2 separate regions of the Homo sapiens genome follow, and region 1 is linked to region 2. The links are chromatin loops, found by intact Hi-C in ENCODE. Cell type or tissue: PC-3. All regions are shown on one strand.

What was found. A loop is a pair of places that touch in the nucleus more often than their neighbours do. Peaks named below come from ENCODE experiments on the same cell type or tissue, not always from the same donor. Only the 100,000 strongest peaks of a DNase experiment are listed, where the experiment ranks them.
Region 1: it touches region 2 in a loop (3-fold over the local background); 2 of 110 quality-filtered maps call a loop at or near these places.

What each region holds. Positions count from the first base shown.
Region 1 is chr3:18,546,423-18,554,422 of GRCh38, forward strand. No RefSeq gene overlaps it. Among named protein-coding and RNA genes, the nearest start is that of SATB1-AS1, 110 kb to the left of the region's middle. In PC-3, no CTCF peak of the experiment used is centred here; no DNase peak of the experiment used is centred here; H3K27ac peaks cover 1,177 bases.
Region 2 is chr3:18,628,580-18,636,579 of GRCh38, forward strand. No RefSeq gene overlaps it. Among named protein-coding and RNA genes, the nearest start is that of SATB1-AS1, 190 kb to the left of the region's middle. In PC-3, a CTCF peak has its summit at 4,689 (motif pointing right); no DNase peak of the experiment used is centred here; H3K27ac peaks cover 2,169 bases.

The sequences.
Region 1 (8,000 bases), 82 kb before region 2:
TGACTAGAAAATTGCTTGAGGTTCTAGTTCTGAAATTAAAGCTTTAGTTTGTCTGAACAAACAAGCAAATAAAGAAAAATAGAATAGTAAAGTATCTCTAGATGTCCTAATGGTTCTGATAATTTCACTAATACAAGATCTTATATGTATTAGAACTTGTTTGGTTTCTGATAACAGAATTTCGATTCAAATTTGCTTTCCTCAAATAAATGAATGAATGAACAAATGTAACAAAATTAAATTTACCCAGTTACATAACTAACAAGTCCATGAGCACAAGACCAGTTTCATTGTCTTCTCTGCTAGTCTCTGCTTTTCTTCTCATTGCATTTTTAGTAACACAGACTTTTCTCTCATTTGTGGCTCAGGTTTCCTTCTTACTACTCTAGAAAGTATCACGGCTGACTTTTGGTCACTCTCATGGCTTGACTCAGATTCATCTTCATGGGTTTGAATCATTATTCTGGCCAAAGGGTTGTAATATTGGCATTATCCAGGTCTGAGTCACATGTTCATCTCAGAATCAGATGGTACGTTCAATTAGACTCAGACTGACATTGGGGAAGGGATATTTCCCCATTACAAAATTGAGGTGTTGTTTTCAAAAGAAGGAGAATGGATGTTATATAGGCAAAAGCCACAGCTATCTCTCAGAGATCCTCTTTTTAGTTTTATCCAAAATGGAGTCAATGGTTAAAACTATTGTACTAAAAATATTTTCTTATGTAATAATTCATTTCTTCATTTTATGTTCATCAACTGTCTTTCAAGACACAATAGTGATCCAATATAATTACAGATCAACCATCCATCCAACCAACCAACACAAAACCTGGATATTGTAGGTTGCATGTATAATTCTCTTGGACTTTCTGATAAATTGGAAATAGCTTTGGGCCCTTCAACCCTGTCCCTACTTTCTCTATCATCTTAGAAGCCTGGGCTGGAAACAGCTACTAACGTTTGCTTTAATACAGCTTTTTAAAGACCTAACTATGCATCAGAATCACCAGCTGTTATTAGAAAATACTGATATCCAGGCTCCATGCTCAGAGGTTCTTATTTCATTAACCTGTAGAAAGAATCAGGCATTGGAATATTTTTGAAAACACTCTAGTGAGTCTCATAGGCTGACAGGGTTGGGAACGTCTGTAAGAATTGCTCCCTTTGCAGTGACTTTAAGGGGCTCTGTGAATCAGGAAATACAAACAATGAACACAATTATACCTGCCATAGTTCCAGTCGGCAACTATTGACAGCTGCACAATTCCCTCCAGGTATACATATCCCCCTGTCCATCACACCTCTGCAAAACCCAGCAAACACAACTGTAATCACAATAGAGAAGTTCACAGAAAGGTTGACACCAAAGATGTGTTTTTCCTTTTGCTCATGTGCTAATTTTCTTTTCACATTTATAAACACTGAGTGGTTTATATTTTTGGCAGGGTTGTGCTTCTGAGTTAATATGCATTGTGAGTGCCAGTTAAGCAAAGTTTTCCCAAGAATTTAACATTGTTTGTGGTTTAGAGGTCACTCATAATGGCTTAAAGAGTTTAGCTGGAGTTTTGATCTTGCATTTTTTGCTTTTCCTACAGAATGCTACTATTTTTTCTTAATTAATTAAATATCTTTCTTTAGGAATGTACAGGGTGTACCATGAACAATTCTGACATGTGATTTAATCTATGTGGGACTACATTTTAAATACATTTGGGAAGGATTGAACAATGAAGTGGAGCCCATCAATATTGGTACTGAAAATGAGACAGTAAGTTGATATAGAGCAAAATCCACAGAAAATTTAGGAAACCACAGAATGCATGTGATATCTAAACTTAGATATCACATGTTATGTTTAATTATCTCCCAAATCATTAAAATATTGTGGGAATTTAATTATTCTGGAATATAAAAAATACATATTAAATTGTTTTCCTCTCAGTTGTACTTTAAATCATTATTTTAGGTTTGGAAAATCACAATAACATAAAAATAGAGCAAATAAGACTTGTAGGGAAATAAAATTCAGGAGTGATTCTCTGTTTTCACTTCAAAGAGATCATTGTTCTGTCTTATAGATTGTGAGAGGATTACAGGAAATTAAAGTTCTAGAGTAAATAAAACCATATTTGAATTTTCCCAATGTCACAGTTCAAACCCCACAACCTGGCACAGTTGACATTCTAATTGAGTCTATAAATTGAGTCAGCTTTTGGAATTGATGTATAAACTGAAAGATAACTCATGAATTGTAATTGTGTTTGATTTGAATTTTATTACTTTTGGCCAAAGGCATTACAAGATTTACACGGTAAGAAGGAGATACAGTATGGCCTCCAAAATGATTTATGAAAATTAAAATAGAACAAAGATAGAATGAGGTATTGAATGTATGAATTGGTAGTTATAGAGATGATATCTTAAAATAACTTACCAGGTCAATAACAATTGTTTCTTTCCTGATGTAGAGACCATTTGATATTTAGCTAGGTTATATACAATAATTCAGCCATGGAAATTAGCAAAATCTGAAGGTATAATGAGAAAAAGAATAAATATGAACATTAATTAAATCTCAGGCCCTGACTTAAAGGAGTAATTCTTCACTTGTTTAAGATACCTATGTGAGATGAATCATTCCACTAAAAATACACACTGTCTGAGAGTTCCAGTTGCTCCATATACTCACCAGCATTTGGTATTATCAATCTTTATAATTGTAGACATTTTAGTAGAAGTGTAGTGGCATTTCATCATCGTTCTAATTTGCATTTCCCTGATGACTAATGATATTGAGCATTTATTCAGATGCTTTTTTTGCCATATGTTTATCTTCTTTGAAGAAATATCTGTTCAAGTCTTTTGCCTATGTTTTCATTGGGTGTTTGAGTTCTTATCATTGACTCGTAAAAGTTATTTATGTATTCAAATGCAAATTCTTTTTCACATATATGTATTGTAAATATTTTCTCCCAGTCTGCTGCTTGTCTTTTTGTTTCCTTAGTGCTGTCTTTAGAAGGACAGAAATTTTTAACTTTGATGATGTCCTATATATATATTTTTTTCTTTTATGGCTTGTGCTTTTTGCATCCCCTCTAAAAAATTTTCGCCTATTCTAAAGTTGAAAAGATTTTCACTTGTAAGCTTTATGGTTAAAACCACTTAAAAAAACTACATGGAAGTTTTTTTTAATTTAAACCTTAAGTTAAACATGCACTTACCATACAGCATAGGAATTCCCCTGGTAGGATGCAAGGCATACCTCTTGGGTCCTGGTAGGACCCAAGAGGATGCAAAGGCATAAGAACGATACAATGGACTTTGAGGACTTGGAGGAAAGAGTGGGTGGCGGGGGGCGAGGGATAAAATACAACATATATGGTGCAGTGTATACTGCTTGGGTAATGGGTGCACCAGGATCTCACAAATCACCACTAAAGAACTTAGGTAGCCAAATACCACCTGTACCCCAATAACTTACGGAAAAATAAAATTTTAAAAAAGGAAATGAAAACATATATCCGTAGAAAGATTTGAACACAAATGTCCAAAACATCTTTCCAAATGAAAACAACCTAAATGACCATTAACAAGTGAATAGATCAACATATGTTGTACATACACACAATGTGGCATATGCATACACAGCAGTACAAAGGAACAAACTACTGATACATGCAACAAGGTGGATTGACCTCAAAACATGATGCCGAGTGAATGGGGCCAGAGAGAAAAGAATACAAACTGTACAATTCCACTTACATAAAATTCTAGAACATGAACAGTGAATAATCATAGTAATAGAAAACAGATCAGTTGTTTCCTGTTCAAGAAGTGGGGGAAGATTTGACTGGGAAGGTGCATAAAGAAACTGTTGGGAATGATGGACATGTCCTCTATCTCGACTGTGGTGTGGTTACATGGGTGTGTACAATTGTTGAAATTCATCAAACTGTCCACATTTTAATGCACTTTAACATATGTAAAAACTGGGAAAATGTGATTAAATGTTATTAAAAATACTGCAGGGTTTGCCAGTAATGGGATACTTATTAAAAATCCATATGAATGGATTTTAAAAATGTGATTATTGGTAGAATTTCAAGCTCTTAAATCTCCAAATTCCTACATTATTATTTATTTTTAAAAATAAGAAATTTTTCTTAAAGGAAATTTAAAAAATACAGGAAAATTAAAATAATAAAAAAATTACTCCTATATCAACACTCAAACCCAATTTTTTCTCTATGCTTTGTATTTTTCTTTTTACAGTTTTAATCACATTGTTTATATAATATTGTAGTCTACTTTCTTAAATTAACATTATATTTTAAGGATTTTTCCAAAGAATTAAATTCTTATGGTTTGTGCACAGTTTTTACTACGTGATTTTAACTGTACACAATATTCAGGGAATACATAACATAAATTATTCACAATTATCTCCTATTTTTGAACACTTTTCTTTCTTGTTTGCACTTGTACTTTTCCCCTATCTAATGCTGTGATGATTAGCATACAATGTTTTCCACATTGAGGATTATTTACTTAGGGTAGATTCCCAAACACCTTGATCAAAGGGTAATACAGTCAACATTATTACTTGTAACCAAAAGATTAAAACTTGCTTCTTCTCCATGGCTTTTCTGTTAGTTTTCTATTCTAGGAAACCTTTCATTCTTTTAGCTTTCCAATTAATTATTGTTTTTTTGAGGCAGGGAGCAAAAGAGAAAGAGGATTTTCACCTACTCTCTGAATGTACTGCGTTGCCTGAATTAGCCTCATCTATCTGTCAAAGTGCCCAGAAACCATGATGATAGGAGCTGTGGAAATAGATATCTAGCATATGGGAACCTGCTTATAATTTCTTGCTCACAGCATTTATCCCACATACAGCATTTATCTTTAAAAGAGCAAGACTAATGAACCCGTATGTATTGTTTTCTACTTATAGCATATCCTCATTTGAAATACATCCCATGAAAAATAAAACTCTGCTAATGAGTAAGGCATTGCAACGTATTATAGTGAGTAGTGTCATAATACCTTGGTTCTTGCTTTTGCCACTGACCTTATTGAGTTCTTTTTTTTTTTTTTTTTTTTTTTTTTTAGTTAGAGAGAAAACTTATTGTCCGTAAAAAGCTTTAATCATCTCTGACCTAGAATACTATGTAACCATACCTTTCAATAAAAGTTAATCATGCTTCAAGAATATTGAGATTGGGCAAACAGATTACTGAGGAGGTGTCCATTTGGGGCAGTTATTTTTGCATTAACAAAGGATTCACAGTAGTATTCCCAGAAATGTTGTGAATCGCAACTCTGGCATGGTTTACAAAAATTCAGATTGTGATCAACTCATTCAGGAATACATCTGTTACTAAGTGATGGGCAATATAAAATAGTGGTTAAGCTCTGTCATTTAAAATCTGTATATTTTGGGGCAAGTTACATGGTCTCTCTAAATCTGAATTTCATCCTTTGTGAAATGGACAATGAAGCAACTTTCCTCACAGTTTGTTGTGAAGTTTAAATGAGATAATGCATATATAATACATGCCCCATACATTGTGGATACTCAATAATAGACATGATTGTGGCTGTGTTTATAGAAAATGCAGTACCTAGGAATAATTCCATAATACCTCACAATTCTACTTGTTCTTTTCTCATTCTCGATTCTTTGAACTCTTATCCCTGCACAACTTTGGCACAGCCTTCCACTTCCCTCATTTTCAAATCTTGACCTTTCTTTTGGGAGATAAATAGCACTACACCTTCATATTCTCCAATAAAATGTTAACATAACCACTTGGACTAAAACCTGGATGTCCTCTGAGGACCTTATTACTCGGCAACCCTCTTGCTCTCTCTTCTTCTTAGCGCATTCTACCCTTCACAACCGGGAGGAGACATCGTGTCCCCCTCTACACTATGCTGTCTTTAAATCAAAGTTTCCCTTCTTCCTCCTACACTGCATCTTTGAGGCTCAATCCTTCTAGATAGATCGTCATCTTTTTCCCATGGTGATCATTTACAGAGCTTTTCCTAGGCACTTTCCATCTTTCACTAACTTTTGGCCTCAGCATTTTTTTTTTTTTTGAGGTGGAGTCTCAGTTTTGAGATGGAGTCTCAATCTGTCACCCAGGCTGGATTGCAGTGGCACGATCTCAGCTCACTGCAACCTCTGCCTCCCGGGTTCAAGCAATTCTCCTGCCTCAGCCTTCTAAGTAGCCGGGATTACAGGTGCACGCCACCATGCCTAGCTAATTTTTGTATTTTTAGTAGAGGTGGGGTTTCACCATGTTGGCTGGGCTCGTCTCGAACTCCTGACGTCAGATGATCCACCTGCCTGGGCCTCCCAAAGTGCCGGGATTACAGGCATGAGCCACCACGCCTGGCTTGGCCTCAGTATCTTTATTTCCTGTCATCATTCTTGGGAACTTGGCTTGTCAGCTTCTTCACTTCTCTTTGCAGTGACCTTTCCATCTCCACCCACTCCAAAATCTCAAATGCATATATTCTTCTCTCCAACCACAACTTCCCATAATTCTGGTGCTTCCTACTTCATGGCAGTAAATCCATTGATCCTGTTTCTTACTCATAATCCTTCAACTCATGTATCTTATCACTTTCCTTCCTTTCTAGCTTAGATTTGGTGATACATTAACTTAATTTCTCCCTTCCAAATATTCAAATGCTCTTGCCCTGTCTCCTTCTGCTGTATAAACTTTGTAAAATTCTAATCTTGGTTTGACTTTTCTTGCCCTTTCCATATCTGCTCATGAAGAAGGGAGCAGATATAGCTTGTTCCTCATAGCTGAGGAATAAACCAAAACATCAGACCTCAAATGGCATCTGAACATGACTCCATAATTCTACATTAAAAAAATTAATCAGTATTTTAAAATTTGTTTTACTCTCATTTCTTTCCTTCTCATTTTAGCTAATAACTTAGTGTCATCACGAACATAGAAACTATAAGATGGAGACTTTGTTACTTTCTTCATCACCAAAATTGGTGATCCAAAGCTGTCTGCAATGGTACTTATCTCTTTCTTTCTTACTATTAAAATGAAGGAAATATCCCTTCCCCTTCCAAATGCGGGTACTTGCACACATACTCCAGATCTCAACCCTTATCACTTTTGACTTTCTTAAAGTCTTTGCTCAGTTGCTCATTCTCTCTCCCCACTTCATCGTCAATCTTTATCTTCCTAAATTATCTTTCCCATAACACAAAGATGCTTTATTATCTCCCATCTCCACACTTCCTTGACTCTGGAACTCCTGCTATTACCCCATGGTCCCCACCTTTTCATAGCCTGGCTTCCCAAGAGTGGCTTGCAAAAACTACCTTTACATTTTTACTGAATTCACTCTTCAACAAGTTCTAGAATGGCATCTACGCCTGCCAATTCACAAAAACTGCTTTTGTAAGACCATCAACAACCTTCATGGTACCAATTTCAAAGATCCATTTTCTGACCTTATCTTTATTGACCATCTAACGGCATCTAGTGATATCTTTAATGAAATAAGACCCAATTCTCTAAAATTGGCTGATGCAAAGAATCTCCAAATGGGAGAGAGGCGGTTGTGCCTGTAAACTTCTCTCCATTCCCAAGATGCATATTTATTTCCTTTGGGAGACTTCCCAGTAACCATATGCCACACAGAAGCCCCTGTTCCTTCTCTTCTCTAACTTCTAGTTCAGATGTGGTGGACTTATCTCTCAGTACTCTTAATTCAGATGTAGACTTAGGCTCTTCTTGAAGATCTCTCAGCACAGTGGGAACATGTAAACAAACTTACCTGAAAACTCAGGAATAACAAAAGAAAATACATCCAGAAAGAATTTAGCACACCAATATTCTGTTCTACAGGCATGGCTCATTCATCTGCAGTGTGGGGCTCCCAAAGTGCTCAAAAAGAACGGTTTGTGGTCCCACTGTTACACATGAGGGGTCTCCTTTGGGCAGAAAATGACCCTCAAA
Region 2 (8,000 bases):
ATTTTGCTAACTTTTCTTTCATCTTTTCAACATTATGTTGAAACTTATCATTATGTGTCTAGGCAGTAAGTTTCAGAGCAGTTGGGCATTTGAATATTACAACATTCAGAGTAATTTATTCCAGACCATTAGTATATATTGTATATCTATTTAGTCTAAAAGTTTGACAAAGTTTATGACAGTGGCTGAGGAAGAGGAATCCCTACAGAAGGAAGAAAAGAAATTTCATTCTAGCTGGCTAGACTAGACGGCATTTCCTACTAAGCTCCCCAAATATTGGCAATTGGCAAGTAATGATTTTGGTATAAATTATACACTTTGATATGTACAGAAAAGTTATGGAACATTTTACATGAAGTAATAGTATTAAGTAATTTGATTGAACTAATGACTGCTTAATCTGATATCTGACAAAATAAGCAACACTAAATATGACACACTTGCCCTTTATGGACTTAAATTCTGGAACAGTCCAAATTTCCATTTTTACTGTTCTTTGTAGATCTTTGAATAACTTTAATAAACAATCAGGAAACTTTCAACCTTCAGCTTACAAATTGCATGGCCACTTCTAGATAGATTGCTCAAATCTTAGTTATTCTTACTAACTGACAATAACTGTATCTAATTTTTAAAGTAAAAGTTCATTTCTTGTTTAATTTTCTTTGAAGCATAATCATTCTTGTTATAAGTTGTGTTCAGGGACACACCTCTTGATAGATGATTAAATGTCTCTCCTATCCTTGGATCCTCTCTCCCCTTCTTAACTTTCATTATATCAGAATTGTTCCCATCAGATGAGTAGCTTCAAATAACAATGCTTATATATTTCACTGGGAATTTAACACCTTTAAAAAAGGTGCTGGTGTAATCAATCAATACAAATAACCAAAAAAGGAAAAAAACCCAACTAATCTTGATTACATGCTTTTAAACATTTTTAAACACTCAAGCTACCTGCTTTTAAAGAATCACAGAAAAATGGAATATAACTTGGCTGTGCACTGATTTGTATAGGCAGTCCAGTAGACACAGTGAGGGCGCAAGCTTCTCTATTACTTTAAATCTTTGAGAATTTTGGTGAGCCTATGATTGGATATAGTGATATAGACTGAATAATCTTCTTTTGAATTCAAATGAATCTCCAGCAATTTTCTTCTTCCACTATGATGAAAATAGTTACTGTTAAATCAGTTGGTTCCTACAACCTTGGAACAATTGCAAGAGCATTTATACAATTCGGCAAAATGGAAGGGAATCAGAGGCATAATTGTCTAATATATACACTCAAAATATCTACTCTATGGTACAGACGTTTGTAGACACACACATTCATTTTCTTTGCTTATTCTTTTTAATAATAATAACTAACACGTACATAGTCATTACTAAGTGCCAGATACCGTTTTAAAACTGTTACATAGTATTGATTAATTATCTTCACAACAATCCAATAAGGTAAGTCTTATTATCCTTCCACTTTACAGAGGCGGAACTGAGGCAAAGAGATGTTAAGTTACATCCTCAAGGTCATATGGATGGCGAGTAGCAGGTGGAATTAAATCCAGGTCTCTATATTAGAATCCATCCTCTTATGTGTTGATGTATTTCTCTCTGCCTATATTATAGACTTCTTGAGGGTAAAGACTTTCTTATTCAGTGACAGAGTAGACATGACTCTGGTTTCAGAGACAGACAGACATGAATTAGAATTCTAAGACTTCATAAGTTAACTTAGACAAATTATCAGTACACATACAAATAGTGGTGTGCTGTAAATTGACTCTCCAAAACAACAACAACAACAAAAAACAAAGCCCTAATTTATACTTTCTGCTGATTTCCATGACGTAAATACTCTTGACATGACAAATTTCAAGTTGCCAGTGATTTCGCAACAGGCTTGCAAAATTTCTGAAATTTCAATAATCAGCAAAATGGCTCCAACACATCGCTGATGGAGGGTGGGTAACTTGTCACTCTTGTTTAAACTCCTGGGTCATCAACACTAGAAAAGCACTTGGCATGTGGTGGTTGCTCATTCATATTTATTAAACGAATGAATGAGAATGTCCCTTATACTCCTTTTACTCACAGTTTACTGTATTAGTAAAATATTCATACTTGTAGGTAGGTTGTTGAATGTCTTAAGTATTAACTGAAAAAAAAGTCTACAAAAAGCCTACCAAAATGCTTGGCACTTAATGGAACTCACAGGTTAATTTTTATCCTTTGGAATTCTCTCTTGTCTTTAAAGTGCCTTCTATCTAGCAGGTAAGTACTAAATGAATGAATGAATAAATGAGTGAATGAATGAAATTAGTAAAAAGCATCAGTTTCAAATGAATATGCTTGTTATAAATTGTGTTCAGTGGAATAGAGAATCTAGAAATGAGGCTGTACACCTCTAGCCATCTGATCTTTGACAAAGTAGAGAAAAATAAGAAATGGAGAAAGTACACCCTATTCAATAAATGATCCCGGGATAGCTGGCTAACCATATGCAGAAGGATGAAACTGAATTCCTACCTTTCACCATATACAAAAATTAACTCAAAATGAATTAAAGATTTAAATATAAGACCTCAAACTATAAGAATACAGTGGGGTGCAGTGGCTCATGCTGTAATCCCAGCACTCTGGGAGGCTGAAGCAGGAGGATCACTTGAGCCCAGAAGTTTGAGACTAGCCTGGGTAACACAGTGAAATCCTGTCTCTACCAAACAAACAAACAAACAAAAAACAGCCTAGTGTGGTGGCATGTGCCTGTAGCCCCAGCTACTTGGGAGTCTGAGGTGGGAGGATGACTGGAGCCTGGAAGGTAGAGGCTGCAGTGAACAATGATTATGCCACTACACTCTAGCCTGGGCGACACAGGGAGAAGCTGTCTCAAACAAAAACAAAAGCAAAATCAAAAACAAACAAAAAACAAAACCAGAAAAACCTATAAAAGTCTTATGAGAAAACCTAGAAACACAATTCTGGACATCAGCTTTGGGAAATAATTTATGACTAAGTCCTCAAAAGCAATTGCAATAAAAAGAAAAATTGACAAGTGGAATCTAATTAAACTAAAGAGCTTCTGCACAACAAAAGAAACTATCAGCAGAATAAACAGACAAGAATGTGGGAATGACTCGTCCTTCTTCCGTTCTACAGAATGGGAGAAAATATTTGCAAACTATGCATCTGACAAAGCCCTAATATCCAGAATCTATAAGGAACTTAAATATTTTAACAAGCAAAAACCAAGCAACTCCATGAAAAAGTGGGAAAAAGACATGAACAGACACTTCTCAAAAGAAGACATACAAGCAACTAATAAACATGTGAAAAAATGCTCAGCATCACTAATCAAAGAAATGCAAATCAAACCACAATAAGAAATCATCTCACTCCAGTCAGAATGGCTATTACAAAACAAAAAACAAAACAAAAAAACCCCAAAACCCAAAACCAGATGCTGGTGAGGCTGCAGAGAAAAGAGAATGCTTATACACTGCTGGTGGGAATGTAAATTAGTTCAGCCACCATGGAAAGCAATTTGGAGATTTCTCAAAGAACTTAGAACTATCATTTGGAGATTTCTCAAAGAACTTAGAACTATCATTCAACCCATCAATGCCATTACTGGAGATATATCCACAAGAAAATTAATAATTCTACAAAAGACACCTGCACTCATATGCTCATTGCAGCACTATTGATAACAGCAAAGACATGGAATCAACCTAGGTGCCCGTCAATGGTGAATCGGATAAAGAGAAAGTAGTACATATATACATGGAATATTATGCAGCCATAAAGAATGAAACCATGTCCTTTGCATTATCCCAAGTGAATTAATGCAGGATCAGGAAAGAAAATACTGCATGTTCTCACTTATAAGTGGGAGCCAAACACTGCACATGCATGGAGATAATAACAATAGACACAAGGAACTAATAGAGTGGGGAATGAGGGAAGGGGTCAAGGGCTGAAAAAATTTCCTATTGGGTACTATGCTCACTACCTGGATAACAGGAACCAGTTGTACCCCCAACCTCAGCATCATACAATATAACCATGTAACAAACTTGCATATGTACCACCTGAATCTAAAATAAAAGTTGAAATTATAAAATAAGATAAAAGTGTAAAAAATAACTTGTGTTTAGGAACTCACATCTTCACATATAATTGTTTCTCCCACCCTTAGATCTGAACTTTCCTTCTTAACTTTCCTCATAGGAGAAGTGTTACCATCAGATGAGTAGGCAGGGTCAATTTTAGTCTTTATTAATGTGTAATGGATATAAATATGTGACAGAATTTACACTTTTGTGACTTCCCCATACTTATAAGGGGCTTTCTTGCCTTAGCACAGGGATGTGAATTCAAATGTCTACAGAAGCCAAGCTATTATTAATGTAAATGATTGAAATGTGCTCAATGTCAAGACAACAGGGAATGATTGGCATTTAGGTAAACTGGAGATCCCACACCCAGCATATGGACACGCAAATTTAAATATTTTTATACTTCTGTGCGAGCCAAACAAAACAAGTCTTGGGCTGGGTTTGGCTCATGGGTACACAGTATTTAATCTTTGCCTTTGTAATGGTAAAAATCATGAACTGGAGCCAACACTGGTTTGATTTGATATCTAGTTTTTCCGCTTTACAGCAGGTGGCCCTAGCAAGTTACTTAACTACGCTGCAAAATCCAAGAGGTCGCTATGATTCCCAGAGGAGGAGGCTCTGGGTGAGATCGGGAGCAAGTGCAGGCATACCTGAGATGAAATGTTAATCCTCAGATAAATCACCGGGCAAGGGAGTCAGGGACCATTTTACTTGCGTCTTTTCCTTCCGCATATAGGACTGGAGAAAGAATTCTCCGTCTTATTATTGGAGACCTCCTAATACAATAACTGATTCTCAATCTTGACTGCCCATTGGAATCACCTGTGGAGCTTAAAACTCTTGATTCCTGAATTCTAAGCCCAGATACTTTGATGTAATTGATCAGGAGTTTGGTCATCATCAGGTGATTCTAATGTGCAGCCAGGGTTAAGAAACATATAAATTATGAATTATATGTTTATATTGTATGAATTATATGCTAAAAGATGCAATGAGGAAAAAAATTGTATGATTTTCTGTGACATTATGTGAATTGCTTTTATGTACCATTGTAGCTTGCGATTTTCTTTGACAAATGAATGCACAAAAGCTATTTCCACTGAACTTCAAATATTTTTAAAAACAGCCGTAAAATATCCAAACTGCTTTCTGTTAAAAAAGGGAATTCTGCCTTCATGGGACATGTAGAATTACGTGTGATTGTTACTTTAAGACATGAATATTCCATCAATTATCTCTTGCTCCCTGAATTCTGCTTTGCCCTCTATACGAACTCCCACCAAGAAAAAGCTTAAATGTTTCACCTAATTCTCCATGCGGCTGCTTACCTATTTAGGTTAGGGTACAAGAGTTGATGAGAAATTCTTTGGGAAGCCAAGCACAAGTTTTTGCTTTCAACTATTTATAGCAATCAGCTGGCTTTTCCAGTCCCTCATTAGATCAATCATGGCCATTGTCTTACAGTTGAGTGGGAAATCGTTACAGGTGGAAGAAGGCACGATGCCGCTAATTCAGCAGAGGCCCCCGCCTAACAGGAAAGCTGCAAGGAATTACAATCAAATAGGAGACTTGTCAGGGGAATGGGGTTGCTTCCAAGACAGAATTTCTGAAGACTCTCTGGATTCTGGGTTGAGCATAAAATAAAACGTAGAGAGAAATTGCAACAAACCTACATACACATAAGAGAAGACCACCCTTTTTTTCAGGCACAAAGTCTGGTGTTGGACTTCCAGCATTAGCTGAAATGCTGCTTGGTACTGACACGCTCATATTTGGCGGGGGCTTATCTTTTTTACGGGCCATTTATTTGGGAATGGGTTTTACAGGTGGCTCTGCTGTGGGGTCCAAATCCTGGGCTTACGTAGCATAGCATGCTGCACATCTTTGCAGCTGAATCAAGTGCCACGTGTTATGGGCTGTTGCTGGCCAACAATTTGGGAAGTTCTTTTACCCTCTCTTTGCTTTTTCCCTGGGCTGTTGAGCAATGATAGTCAAAGGCCAGCTGAACCCATCATGAGTGGGAGGCAAAAGAGAAATTGCTGGTGTCCAGATTTTTTCTTGGGCCTATATATGGGCTCTCGGGTGACCCTGGGAGCAGGTGGGACTAATTTGGCACCCTTCCCAATAAAACCTGCCTCAAAAAATCAGTTTATTTGAAGGAGTTAACGAAAGTACTAGATATTTTTTACCCACTGACAGAGGGAAAACTAGTGCACACGTCTGAATAAATAACTGAAAATGGCTTCTCACTGTTCAGGAAGTACAATCAATTTGAAATTAGGATTATGGAAACATCTGCGAAAATTCAAGTGTCATCTCAATTTGGGCTCATTCAGATCCTGTATTTTTCAACTTCCCAAGCAGTGCATTTAAAATCTAATCCTAATTAACACACATAGTTTAATTATAGCCAACAAAATATTCTACAAAAATTGTGTGTGCTGGTTGGGGGGATGGGTGGGGAGGGAGGAGGCGAGGGGGAAGCCAGACAAATGTTCCCTGATTGTAAAAATTCTTGTTTGGTTAATAATATAAATCCCCAAGATTTTAAACACACACTGAAGTTTGCTTAACATGAATCAAAGTAACATAAAAAAGCATGGAGCCTGAATTCTGTTCTAGTTCTACTTTTTGCCTTCTTCCTATTTCTTGTTAACCTGGAAAGAACAAAGAACTTGTTCATTTGGCTCTGTTACTTTTGTGAAGACCTTTGTCGCTTTGTTTATCTTCTTTCTCTGATCAGAAGATAAACCTTTATGGTTGTGTGTGAGTACAAATAAAGGAATAAATCTACTTGCATAAAGCAAACTTTATGGTCTGTTGTTTTAGTGATGAGAAATACCTCCAAGGATTTGAAGGTTTAACTGAGAGGCACGCCAATACGTTTTGATGCTTTATTGGAACCTCATCCTAATCAACCAAAACACAGCAATCAACCATCTTGCAGAATTATCAAAGCTTTTCCCCTCCCAAACCTGGCATAAGTGGAATGTGCAAAGGGAAAATAAATTTTAAGAAAACAAAACAAAAATCAAGTAAACAAGAGGGAAAAAGTCCCCATTTGGAACCTCAAAAATCATTTTAACTAAAATTAACTCTGAGAGAAAGCTTAAAAATTCAAGTAGACTTAGTCTTGGTCATTTTGTATGATTATTTTGGTCAATAATAAGTCTAAGAGAAAAAGTAAAATTTTCTTATTTTCTTACTCATTTTGCTCCTCCATCACGTAGGTTAAAATACAGGGGACTGACTTCTGTTCTAGATTCTGTTAGCAGAATTGTATTGTACTGTTATTGTTGGAAAATGAAAAACAATAAAAGAAAAAAGTAAAATTCTGAAAATTTTACTGTGGTGTTTGCTGTTAATTAAATTTGACCCTCTGTTAGTATTAAACTAGTCTATATTTCTGAGGATAAGGAGGTGATATTTCTTCTTAGATTAACATTACTGCGATTTCCCGCATGTAAGCCCAGTCTTGAAGACAAAATTCATTTGCTTCAGTACTTAATGATCTATACATTTTCTTTGTCTATAAATCAATTCCATTCCTTTATTCATCACGATTTCCAAAAATTTATAACAATGGAGGCAGTTCGTAGTTGGCTAATAGTAATGAATTAGTTACAGAGAATGTGCTATGATATTTTATAGAAAAGAACCCTAAATTTCTCTGCAGAATCCAGTGGCTCAGACAGGCCTTAATCATAGGAATGTCAGATATTTCCATACTTACAGAATAAAATTTATAGACTAGAATAAATCTTGAAAAGTTGTAAATAGTTGTATAGACTAGAATAAATCTTGAAAAGGTGTAAATTTTGATTAAATTTTACCTATTGACCTATTGTGTAGTTAATATTTGTAATTTTTTGCCAATTC